3 separate regions of the Mus musculus genome follow, and regions 2 and 3 are each linked to region 1. The links are chromatin loops, found by intact Hi-C in ENCODE. Cell type or tissue: heart. All regions are shown on one strand.

Region 1 (4,000 bases):
TTTTCAAATGCTAAACATTCACTGTGTGAAAGTGGGCTTTTTCAAATGTCTGAAACCCCTTTGCAGCCAAGGAAAGCTTTGCATTTAAAAAGATCACAAACTTATGAGGTTAACACGGATAAGTCAAAAGTCCTGAAGTTAAAGGAGGTCCCTGCTGGCAAGAGGAGAGGCAGGCAGCGAGAAAAACCTGGGCTAGCATATTTGAAAAAACATTCTGTGAAATGAAAGATGTTGTTGCTTGAGTCCTTCTGGAGCCAGACTGGGCAAAGCCCTCATGGAAATGGCTGGAACAATAATTCATAACTTAGTAATTCATGGGCCAGATTAATCTTTCTTGGCACGCTTACTCATCTGAAAAAAGATTTACTAGAAGAAAATCCCTTCTGAGTTGACCGGGAGGCACCTGTCATCATCAGGAGAGAACCCACAGACGGTAGCACCCGCTGATAACACCCTAAGATGTGTGGATCCGCAGTGACTCATGCAAGAGGAACATGAAACAAACACCCAGATCTGGAAGGCAGACCCAAGAGGATCCCATGGAAGCCAAACCTCCCAGGCAGGGCTGGCAAAATGGCTCACTCACATTATTGTTCTTGCAGACGACCTGAGGCTGGGTTCCAGCACCTGCATTAAGCAGCTCCCAGCTTTCTGCAACTCCAGTTTCAGGAGGGCCCTTACCTCTCTCACCTCTCTAGGCAGATACACATGTATTCATATATTTTTTATTTTTATTTTAAATTTGGGCTAGAGAGATGGCTCAGCGGTTCTTCCAGAGGCCCTGAGTTCAATTCCCAGCAACCACATGGTGGCTCACAACCATCTGTAATGGGCATCCAATGCCCTCTTCTGGTGTGTCTGAAGACAGCTACAGAGTACTCATATAACAAACAAACAAACCCAGATAACCTGGGAGACCATAAGACAATGCCTTTAATCCCAGCACTTGGGGAGGCAAAGGCAAGCAGAACTCAAGAGTCCCGTGTACAGAGTGAACTCCAGGACAGCCGTGGCTACATAGAGAAACCCTGTCTCAAAAAACCCCAAACCACACAGACTCCTATAATGCAAAGGTCTTTAGAGTGAAGCAGTTCACAGCACTGTGAAAGCCCTGTTCTCCGAGTTTCTTTAACATGTCTCCAGGTTAAGCTGCCAGCCTCCTCTTCCTACCCCCTACCGCATGAATGCGTTCTATCCCGCTGGCTGCCAAGGACCTGTCCACCTCTGTACTCATTTCCAGAACTGAGAATATAAATATCACGGGTTTACCCAACTTTGTGCACACCACCATCACCTCCCACCTCAACAGCCTGCAGTCCTTCCCCTACGCACACTTGCCAAGTTTGGCTAGACCAGATCATTATTACCGTCAAAGATTAGCCTCTCAAATAAGAGAGGATTAAAAACAGTTGCCCAAAATATCTTTCATTCTCCCTGACTGCCTGGAAAAATCTCCCACTCTTCTCCTCCACGTCTAGACGACTGGTCTCCAGGCTTCTTTCTACCAGGGCTTCCTTTATCCTGCTGTTTCTGAATGCATCTACCGGCACACAGTCCAGAGACTTCCGGCTGCTCTGCTGCTTGAATGTGTATGTGCATCGTCTAAGCAGCCACCAAGCGTACGTGCGGGTTGCCTTCCCAGGAGACTGAGAGTTCTCACGAAGGCCTTCCTGTCTGAAGCCATTCAAACATCATTTTCCCCTCTTGAGAGGGCAAAGAGGATAGAAACATTAAGAATGAACATGAAAATCATGACCATAATATTAATGGCTTCAACAATACAAACAATGGGTGCTTCGGAGGGAAGGGCCCATGGCTGGCAGGCTTTGGAACAGCAGAGCTAAACACATTCTCCCATGAGTCTTCCAAAAGGCTGGGCTCATAGAGGACTCACATTTCCTGGAAGAACATGGGCACAGTGTGATCCTCCCTCACAGATGAAGAAGCTGAGGCCCATAGAAGACACTGGTCCCACATCCCTTGTCTCATGGATGGAGCTGGAAACTGAACCCAGTTCTGGCTGATACCTGTGCACGCTTCCTCCCCTACCCCATGTTTCCCTACCACAGGCTTGGATCGCTTGAGAAGGCGAGATCCCCTCGTGGCAAACAGTGGCCCAACCCTGCATTGGTTATCAGCTAAATGTGTTCCTGGTTCCAAATTGACAATATGGACACGGTTTGAAAAACCAGACATCTAGAAGGTCTCTGAGACACTTGCCCCACCCCCATCTGAATCCAGAACGCCTTCCACACGGGAAGTCGGTAGGAAGAACTGTCTGGAACGTAGGTCCTATTCCTGGCTCCTACCCAATGACCTTTGGGATTTCCTTAGCTGCTTGGACCTCATCTATAAAATAAGGAATGTGACAACAGAGGTTTCAAAGGTCCTTGCGTCTCTCCAGAACTTGGAGAGCCTCCCTGGGAACTGATTATACAGGGTCGATCAACTCTGGCAAGCTGACCACTGCCTCTTTTCTGCACACAGGTTTAAAGGGGCCTCTCTCAGAGCTCCTGGTGGGGTGCTGCTTGTCGCCCTGAGGTGAGAGCCTTCAGAGAGTCTCTGCAGGCCTCTCTCCCAGATGCTAGCCCTTTCTGGCAAAAGTCAGCCTCTACTGCTCATTTCAACACGATGCCGCCTAATCATTCCCATTGATCGATACAAAATAACTCATTTTTGCAAATGGAGCCTTAAGGTATTCCACTTCATGGACCCATGCTATTTATCTTCTCTGAGAATAAAGACAGAAGGCCAGGTGACAGGGGCAGGTACTCTTGGCTCCCCCTTTCCTCCCCAGGGATCTGGGTGCAGAAGAAAACAATGGAATGGGGGACGTTAACAGATAATGCCTTGTGTTGAGTGTCTTTCTGTGGGTTAAAAATAAGACTTGGGGGAGCGGGGGTAGCAGCAAGATAGCTCTGTGGTTTAAGCACTCACTGTGCAATCCTGATGACCTGAGTTCAAAGTAGAAGGAACGCAATCAAGCCCAAATTGTCCCCTGGCTCCGTACTTGTGCCACAGCGTGCACAAGTCAAAACCTCATTACTTATAAATGACATACACACACGTCTGCAGAAATAAATAAGAAAGAACGAAAATAAATAAGTAAATGATAAAATAAGAACATTACTCAATCTGTCAAAGACAGGGTAGCGACTCTCTCGGACAGCTGTTGGAATGGAAGTTGAGGGAAGGAGGTTTAAAATGGACTTAGGGTACAAGGCTACCAACAGCTAAGGGCTCAAAGCTAAGTTCTGCCTCCCTTTCCAGATGCTTATGAGTGAGTAGCCAGAGTCAAGCTAACTACTAGGCCAGTAGGTGCTGTGCCAGGAAGGAGCCCTTGACACATTTGGAGACCATAAAAAAGCTTTAATACATTTTTAAAAAGATGTATTTGTTATTATATCTAAGTACACTGTATCAGATCTCTTTAAGAGCCACCATGTGGTTGCTGGGATTTGAACTCAGGACCTTCGGAAGAGCAGTCAGTGCTCTCACCTGCTGAGCCATCTTGCCAGCCCTAATACATTTTTTTTTAAATGCAGGGAAAGTTGAGCATAATAGTAAGTAAGGAGTAGACAGCAATGAATTCAGTCTATATCTTAAGTGTACATGTGCTACATGCATGTGTGCACACACATGGGTGGGAGTATGCACATCCACAGGTGTGTAGAGGCTAGAGGTTGACAGTAGATGTGTTTCTCAATTATTCTGCACCATTTATTTAATTTACTGTGGGTGGTATACGTGCACACGCATGCAGTATATGCATGTGCATATGGAACCAGCCAGAGATGAATGCTGTCAGATGTTTGCTATCTACACATTGTTTCTGTACAGTATATCCGTGTGTGTGTGTGTGTCTAGTAAAAGGCCAGAGGTTGATGGCAAATGTCCTCCCTTTTGCTCTTCACCTCTGTTTTAAGTTCAGGTCTCTTACTAAACTCTGAGTTTGCTGTTTCAGATAGACAGGCTAGTCAGTAAGGCCCTGGGGAATTCC
Region 2 (4,000 bases), 130 kb after region 1:
TTTCCTATAGAACCCAAGGGAGCCTCCTTCTACAAAACTCTGAACGTCACCTGGGGGGGGTCCCACAGTACTTCCTAGAGAGAGTGGAGGTATTACTGGAGAGCTGAGAATTTTGCATCCCAAGTTACTTTGAAATTCACCTATAACGTGAGTTTATGCAAAAACAGTTATAGCACTGTATTTTATATAGATTATGCTCCCTGTCATATTCAGCTAGACCTAGTTTATAGAAAGAAAAAAGATGTTTATATTCTCAGGAACTTTTCTCTCTGGGGCTGGAGAGATGGCTCAATGGTTAAGAGCCCTGGCTACTTTTGCAGAGGTCCTGAGTTCAATTCCCAGCACCCACATGGTGGCTCACAACCATCTGTGGCGGAATCTGATGCTCTCTTCTGGTGTGCATGAAGACAGAGCACTCATATACATAAAATATGTAAATAAACCTTAAAAAAAAGAAACACTTCTCTCCATTTTCTATTCTTGTCACTTGAAGTCACTTCACTCTTTCTACTTCTAAGCTACCCACTGAACTAGGACCAGAGACAGTTCACAACTATAACCCAGAACTGGAGACTTAGGTAGGAGGTTCACAAGTCCAAGGGCAGCCTGGGCTACATACTGAGGGAGTCCCTGATTCAAAAAGGAAGAAAGAAAGAAGGAAAAAAGAAAAAGAAAGGAAGGAAGGAAGGAAGGAAGGAGGGACAAACATCCAAAAAATAGAAAAACAAAAAACAAAAAATCCCAAAAACTAAAAAAAAAAAAAAAAAAAAAAAAAAAACAAAAACCAAAACTATCCTCTTTTTAAGCATTCTTCATTATTATTATTTTTTTAACTTCTGGGTAATCTAGTCAAAAAAGTTTGCATAATCAGTGAATAGGGTTGTTGTTCAAGCACACTGTTTAGTAATTTGGGGCAAAGACCTATCCCCAGAGGAGATGACAGCCTTGTATGTGGAAACATCGAAACTCTCCCTTTGGGAGAGGAAACCTTTGGCTAACAAAGCTAACCAGAAGCTAACCAAAAGCCAGGAGAAAGGTCCAAGGACCGAAGGACTGCTTCCACCGCAATACACACACATAGACACACAGAGACACTCACAGGTTGCCTCTTTACATCCAGTTATTGACAAACCAGTTCCAAATCGCTCCTCCCAGTGAATACAAACCACTTTTTTTTTTTTTTTTGACTTCCCAGGCATGCAAACCCCCAAATAGAAAGTCACAAGCTGTCAGGTAGCCGCTCATTTCTGGGAGGCTGTGGTTAAATTCTCACATTGGTAGATCCAGCCTCCGTATGCACCTCAGGTCGAAAGGCCTGGGCTTTTTCTTTTTCTTTTTTTTCCCCGTTAGATTCTTACCTCCAGTTTCGAAGTCACCTCTAGAAGCTTTCTCTCAGATCTCTTCCCTCAGCTCCTCCGGGAGCCTTGGGGACAGGAGCAGCTGGCCTCCGGGTAATCCGTTGAAGCTGAGCTGAGTGAGACCTGTCATTAGCCCGAGCACCTGCTAGCAGCCCCCGGCACAGGGCAGGGCGAGGCGAGGCGGGGCGAGGCAGGCTTTGCGGGGGACACTGCCCTCCCCAGGTCCCCCGGGCTGTCCTGCAGTCCCAAGCCTCTGCTCCTGCAGGACTTCTCCAATGCTCCTCTCCGCGGGCTACGGATGTGCGGGAGGAGCCCTCCCTGCTCGGCGGGTGGAGGGGGTTATGAAAAGGCTGTAATGCAATCCTAGCCCGACTCTCACTTGTCAAAACTCCACGGCATTCCAGAGTCCTTTCCCCTTCACCCCGTCCTCTGCAGGGAAAAGGAAACCGCGCCCGGAGGGTTGCACGGAGTTTGGGGCTTCTCTTTCAGACACTTTTGTTTACATCTAGAGCGCGGGAGCTTCCTGCGGTGAAAGGGGGTTAACCGCTCCCCCACTCCTTACCATCCAGATACCCCCACTCTGGCTGGAGTTCTCCTACAAGCTAAGAAGCTGCATCTCCTGACATCATTCATTTCATGACTGCTCCTCTTCACCATCAGCAGAAGCCTGGCTTCTTGTGGGGGGCGCATGAACCACCACACCCTCCCAACTAAAATCACAACTATCCTACCCGGCGGGATGTCCGGGAACTTTCCAGAAACTCCAAATCAGATTCCTTCTGTTGGAATAACCAAACTCACCACCCCTGAATTACAATCGCCAGTGACTGCACGGCTAAAGCATTTCCTTTATACCTTCTCCGCTCGCCTGCCCCTCCCACCTTCTGCAGGGCTCAGTCAACAAGTCATCCCCCGAGAGGCCGGAATGGGCTTGGGCAGCTCAGCCATTTCTCCAGCTGCAAACTGATGAGGAAGCCCGACCCACGAGGGCCAACTTGTTTATGTCACACCCACCGAAGGCTTCCTGTCTTAAATTAATGAGAATGCAAGAAGGCTTAGGAAAACAATGTTTGCTTTTCTTTAAAAGTAGGAGAAGGCTGAGGGGACCTCCACTCCGCCCCGCCCCATCATTCCATGGCTTTTCAAAACTTCAATTGTATTTTAGTTCTATGTTTCCATTCCTAACACTTGTTGAAACGTAAAAGCTCTTGCTGTGCCAAACCTCAAACCATTAAGGAACCTTCTGCTCAAACAAAACACGTTTCACCTGGCTCTGAAGGGCTCCAACTTGGTGCTCCAGGTAGGAGTAGAGCTAGGGATAGAGTGAGCTCCCGGGGTTAAATGCAGGAATGCCAGCACAAACCAGCTCACTGCAGCCCTATGCCTCCCTCCTGGGACTTGCACCGACAGGCACACACCCTCCCAGCTCCTTGGACTTGTATCAAAACCTTGTACAGTTCCGCTTCACCCTCTATCTTCAAGCTATCGAGCTCTTCCTGAACATCCCGCAGCCCACGAAAGAAAATGAGCTTCGCAAAGGACAAATCTTTGGGAATTTGATGCGATTAATTATAATGGAGGAAGGCCGCAATCCCCGTACCAATACTGCTACTGGGATGGGTAATTAGAGAATAGGAGAGGCCAGCCCATGTCAAGTCAGGGCTGGAAGTCTGCCCACTCACAGAATCTGCCCAGGAGCACACGGTAAGTAATTACCAAAATTACCAATTACCAGTCCTCGGATTAGGACCCCCCCCCCCAGCTGCTTCATTAAGACCTGCGTTAAGAGCAAAACAGAAACAGGTAGGAAAGCCAGACTGTGGCCTTCCTTCTTTGATAGTTTATCTCAAAATGTGAGTCCCTGTAGCCAACACCACCTGGTGGAGGTCCCTGGAAGGCTGTGTGTCAGGAGCTTTGTGAGCCAATTCCTCAAAAGACTTCATGACTTCAGAAAAGGGTCCTGCATTTCCACCCTTAACAGAAAAGCCTCTGGCTTCCAGACAATCAAACTTTGTAAACTTTTTTTTTCCACTTGCAACTCCTTTTAGCTGGAGAAAGTATATGTATATGTGTGTATCCACAGTCTTGGATATGTAGGTGTATAATTTAGATATACAAATCAAACATTTACTGATAATACAGCATAAAGGAATTCATGAAAACAATTCTTTGGTGGACAGATAATTTTGCCTTTATTAAAGGTGAAAGCAAATCTGTATGCTAATGAGATGGGTTAGCTTGTTTACTTTTTACAGAAAGAATCAAATCTTGCAGGACACTGGGTACCCTAAGCTTTTTCCAGAGTTGTTTGATACGTTATAGTCAGTGCCGAGGCAACTGTTTCACAGAAAGAGCGGGCCAGGTGAGATGGAGAGAGCACATCTTTAATCCCAGCGTGTGGAAGCAGAGGCAGGCAGAGGTCTATGTGTTTGTGGCCAGCCTGATCTACAGTCAGCCAAGGCTATGTAGTGAGACCCCTGTCTCAAAAAAAAAAAAAAAAAAGCAAAGCAAAAAATGTAGTATTAAGATGGCAGAAGTATGTTTAGGGTATTTCAGAAGTTACTGTAAGTTCTGTCCTAATTCCAAACCATTATTCATTTAATTTTATTTTCATGAAACTCAATTTTGCAGCTTAAATGATA
Region 3 (4,000 bases), 57 kb after region 1:
GCAGCAGAAAACCCAACCAACCCCTCTGTCCTAAATCTTCCATGTTAGGAATTTTTGAACTTTAATTATGTAAGATTTCCTGGTGTGTTTTAAAATGGCCATGTTTAATGTCTGTAGGACAGGATGTGAGCGAAGGTTCCCAGCTGTGACGTGGAATCACTTCTCAAAGCACACAGTGGTTCCCCTGTAGCTGGGATCTCTCTCTGCGCTCCAACTCCTTACACTCAACTAAGGTCCGAAGATGTTAAATGAAAAACTCTAGAAATGAACAGCTTGTTCTAGCAGTTCACTGTCCCGAGTAACACAGTCTCTATCCGCCCTGCTCTGCTTGGCTCGGGATGCAGATCTCCTCTCTGTCTGGTGTATCCCTGCTGTATACACTACCGCCCCGTGATTGCTTGCTTAGCCACCTCCGTTTATTAGATGCACCATTCCAGTGCTGCATTTGAATAGCACTTACTTTAATTAACAGCGTCGCCAAAGTGTTCAGGGAATGTCTGGAGATCCAGTAATCCCAAAGAAAAGCTGTGGCATGCATTCTTAGCTTTAAAATGTGAATATTCTCACTTTAAGAAATGGGAAAAAACAACTTAGGATCCTAATGTGCTTAGTTAGGATCCTAATGAAGAGGGAATCTTTTGTCTCTGAGACTGAGAAGAATGAACAAGACAGGAAGATGGTCGGGTTAGGAGGCCCCTTTACCGGCTAAGCCATCCCACTAGCCTCAGGGTAAGACTTGAATTAGATGAGTCTAACTTAATTAAACGTTTAGAGGTACTGTTTGTTTGAGGCAGGGTTTCATGTAGCCGAGGCTGCTCTCCAACTCACCATCTAGCTAGCCAAGGCTACCCTTAAGCTTCTGATTCTATTGCCTCCACCTCCTAAGTCACAGGATGATGTACGTGCACTGTGTGTGTGGCTGGGGTGGGATGGGGTGGGGACTCTTGAGAGAGACAGAGAGACCATCACTGCTATGCTCTTCAACAACTTCAATCATGAGCATTTCTTTTGCTTCCGGTCTAACCACTGATCCCCCACGTGCTCATGAAGTGAAATCTAGGTGGATGGGGTTAAGATCCCGGAATGAGGGAAACTCCCCCATCCCCCCTAGAGGACAGAGCTGATCATCTGATGGAACCTACATGTCCAACTCACAAGCCCATGTACCTGTCCTCTCATGCATTCAGTCTGTGCTCCCAAACCGTTCTCTTTCAGAAGAACATCTTTAAGCCACACTATCACTTGCTAGTTTTCATTCACACATTGAAGGTGTGACCCATTATTATCCTTTACAATGTCACAACCCTCTGGAAGGTCTTGGTCAACTGCTGGCTACTTTCCAGCACTGCTTGCCCACTGAGGCGAGGGTGGGAGCCTGAGGTGGTGTCAGAGTCAGGGCTCCTGAGTGATTGGTGACGGCTTCTGTGTCAGGAGTCAGGAGGTATCAAGGGTGCTGTTATCTTACCCCATCTCCTCACCCAGCACACGGAACAGATTGCTAAAGAGCAATGAAGATGAGAAGAAAGTCTATTGCTTGCCTTTACAGACTACTGAGGGAGCTAACCTGTGCTACGACTGTTCCTTCTTTACAGACTACTGAGGGAGCTAACCTGTGCTACGACTGTTCTTTCTTTACAGACTACTGGGGGAGCTAACCTGTGCTACAACTGTTCTTTCTTTACAGACTACTGAGGGAGCTAACCTGTGCTACTACTATTCTTTCTTTACAAACTACTGAGGGAGATAACCTGTGCTACAACTGTTCTTTCTTTACAGACTACTGAGGGAGCTAACCTGTGCTACAACTGTTCTTTCTTTACAGACTACTGGGGGAGCTAACCTGTGCTATGACTGTTCTTTCTTTGCCCATTGTCTTACTGTATTTGACAAGTTATCAGAGCATCTGTTGATGTGATAACAACTCCCTCATTTCTCATAGCATTCAGAATGCTAATCTTGTTAGTTAGGTATGACAGACATGTCAAGAACATGACTGGAGACTCTGGCATTTGCCCTGCCCAGACCTCACCTTTCAGGCCTTATGAGTGTCACTATTAGCAGCATCATTATCTGACCACCAACATCTGTAAGATAGACCAGGAAGCTGCTACTCTATACCTAGTCTGTCAGTGGAACAGTGAGAGAGGAGGTGTCTCTTCAGAGAGCCTTTTGTGCCATCTGTGCCAGTTCCAGAAAGGTGTCCTTGGAGGGAGTGGGGGTGTTCAAGGGGAGGAAAGCTGCAATTTTAGGAACTTGCTGAACCCTTGACTGAAAGAGATTCGAGAACTGTTTTTGTAGGATGGGAAGTGTGTGTGGTTTTCCCCGGGGAATGGGCGGGTGAGATTCCCGCCAGCCAGGACAGAAGGCAGTCAGTGGAACTGGCAGATCGGTCCGCTCATTTACTAAGTGAGTGATGGGAAAGTCAGTTACTTTTGCCCTCCCTTTATTTGTGATTTCATCTTTGTTATTTTTCCAACTTTATTGAGACACGATAAATAAAAATGGTGTTTACATGTAAACAACGTGATGCACATGCATTTGCTCTGTGAAATGAGAAGTGAAGCCCTCTGGTGCATCACACGCTTTCCTTGGTAGCAGAAGACATTTAAGATCTATTATCTGTGCAGTTTCCATCTATAAAACACACCAGTAAGACTCACGGTATAAAACAGATCTCCAGAATTTATTATTTCTGTCCCACAGAAATTTTGTACTTTTCTATTAATGTCGCCTTGACTTTTCTTCCACCAGTCCTTGGCAACTACATTATATTCTCTGCAGCTCTGAGTTAAAAAAAAAAAAAAGTGCACTTTTGTGTGTTTTGTCTGCATGTATGTCTGTGTGAGGGTATTGGAGCCTGAAGTTACAGACTGTTGTGAGCTGCCATGTGGGTGCTAGGAATTGAACTTGGGTCCTCTGGAAGTGCAGTCAGCACTCTTTACCACTGAGCCATTTCTCCAGCCCAACTTTTTAAGTGAGAACATGAGCTACTTGTGTTTCTGTACCTGGCTTATTAGTTCATTTATAATAGCATCCATCCATGTCATAAATGACATTCACTTTCTTTTGAAGGATGAGTACTAGCCCACTGTGTACAAATGTAGCACCTTGCCTTTACCCACGAAGAGACACCCGGCTGAGAGTCTTTATGTTGTAATGATTTAACTTTCAATTTATGAGAATTGTCCAATGGCTCTTAAAAACGGATTTATTTATTTTTATTTGTTTGAGTGCTCAGCTTGCATGCATGTATGTTTATATGTATGCATGCATGCTTATGTGCCTAGTAACAACGGAGGCCAAAAGGAGGCACTTGAAGTGCATTTTCCCCTGGAAGTGCAGTTTAGGATGGCTGTAAGCCAGCACACAAGTGCTGGGAACTGACCTCCTAATATCTGGGAAAACAGTCAAGTCCTCTTAACCACTGAGCCATCTCTTCAGCCTGCCCCCGTTCGCAGACTCTTGGTAGTTTATTTTTGTAGTATCAGTGATGACTTCTCTTTTATTTATATTCTTATTTATTGGAATCCTCTACCTTTTTGTTGTTGTTGTTACATCTCCCTCTCTTCCTCCCCCTCCCTGAGTCAAGGCTTCACTATGTAGTCCTGGCTGACCTGGAACTTGATATGCAAACCAGGCTGGCCTTGAACTCACATGAGCTCCAACTGTCTCTGTCTCCCTAGTGCTAGGGCATGAACCACACCTGGCTTTATTTTCTGTCTTTTTTTCTAGTCTCTCCAAATGTTCATCCTTTAAGAAAATCAACACCTGCTCTTTTCTACTGTCATTTGACCCAACACTGGAGCACCTGCTATATAAAGTACCTTAGCAGCTCTGAAGGGAGAAACGAACTGTTTTACAGCAGAGAACTGCCAGGTGCCATTTCCAACCAGAGACAAGTCTTTCAGAGGAAATCAGAAAATAGCAGATCTGAACACAACTACGAGCCAAGCAAATCAAACCAATTATACAACATACTCTCTTCAACAGCATGCATATG

The links. Hi-C counts contacts between places; a loop is a spot of excess contacts. Peaks named below come from ENCODE experiments on the same cell type or tissue, not always from the same donor. Only the 100,000 strongest peaks of a DNase experiment are listed, where the experiment ranks them.
Region 2: a loop joins it to region 1, with 1.8 times the contacts of the local background. A loop is called at or near these places in 1 of 42 quality-filtered maps.
Region 3: a loop joins it to region 1, with 1.9 times the contacts of the local background. A loop is called at or near these places in 1 of 42 quality-filtered maps.

What each region holds. Positions count from the first base shown.
Region 1 is chr15:12,414,435-12,418,434 of GRCm38, forward strand. All of the region lies in intron 8 of Pdzd2 (PDZ domain containing 2), which reads right to left. Among named protein-coding and RNA genes, the nearest start is that of Gm52211, 75 kb to the right of the region's middle. In heart, no CTCF peak of the experiment used is centred here; DNase peaks (open chromatin) are centred at 467 and 1,557.
Region 2 is chr15:12,547,878-12,551,877 of GRCm38, forward strand. All of the region lies in intron 3 of Pdzd2 (PDZ domain containing 2), which reads right to left. Among named protein-coding and RNA genes, the nearest start is that of Gm52211, 58 kb to the left of the region's middle. In heart, CTCF peaks have their summits at 2,295 and 3,242; DNase peaks (open chromatin) are centred at 1,004, 1,634, 2,274 and 2,684; H3K4me3 peaks cover 1,755 bases; H3K27ac peaks cover 1,184 bases.
Region 3 is chr15:12,471,482-12,475,481 of GRCm38, forward strand. The region is part of intron 3 of Pdzd2 (PDZ domain containing 2); the gene reads right to left. Among named protein-coding and RNA genes, the nearest start is that of Gm52211, 18 kb to the right of the region's middle. In heart, no CTCF peak of the experiment used is centred here; a DNase peak (open chromatin) is centred at 2,340.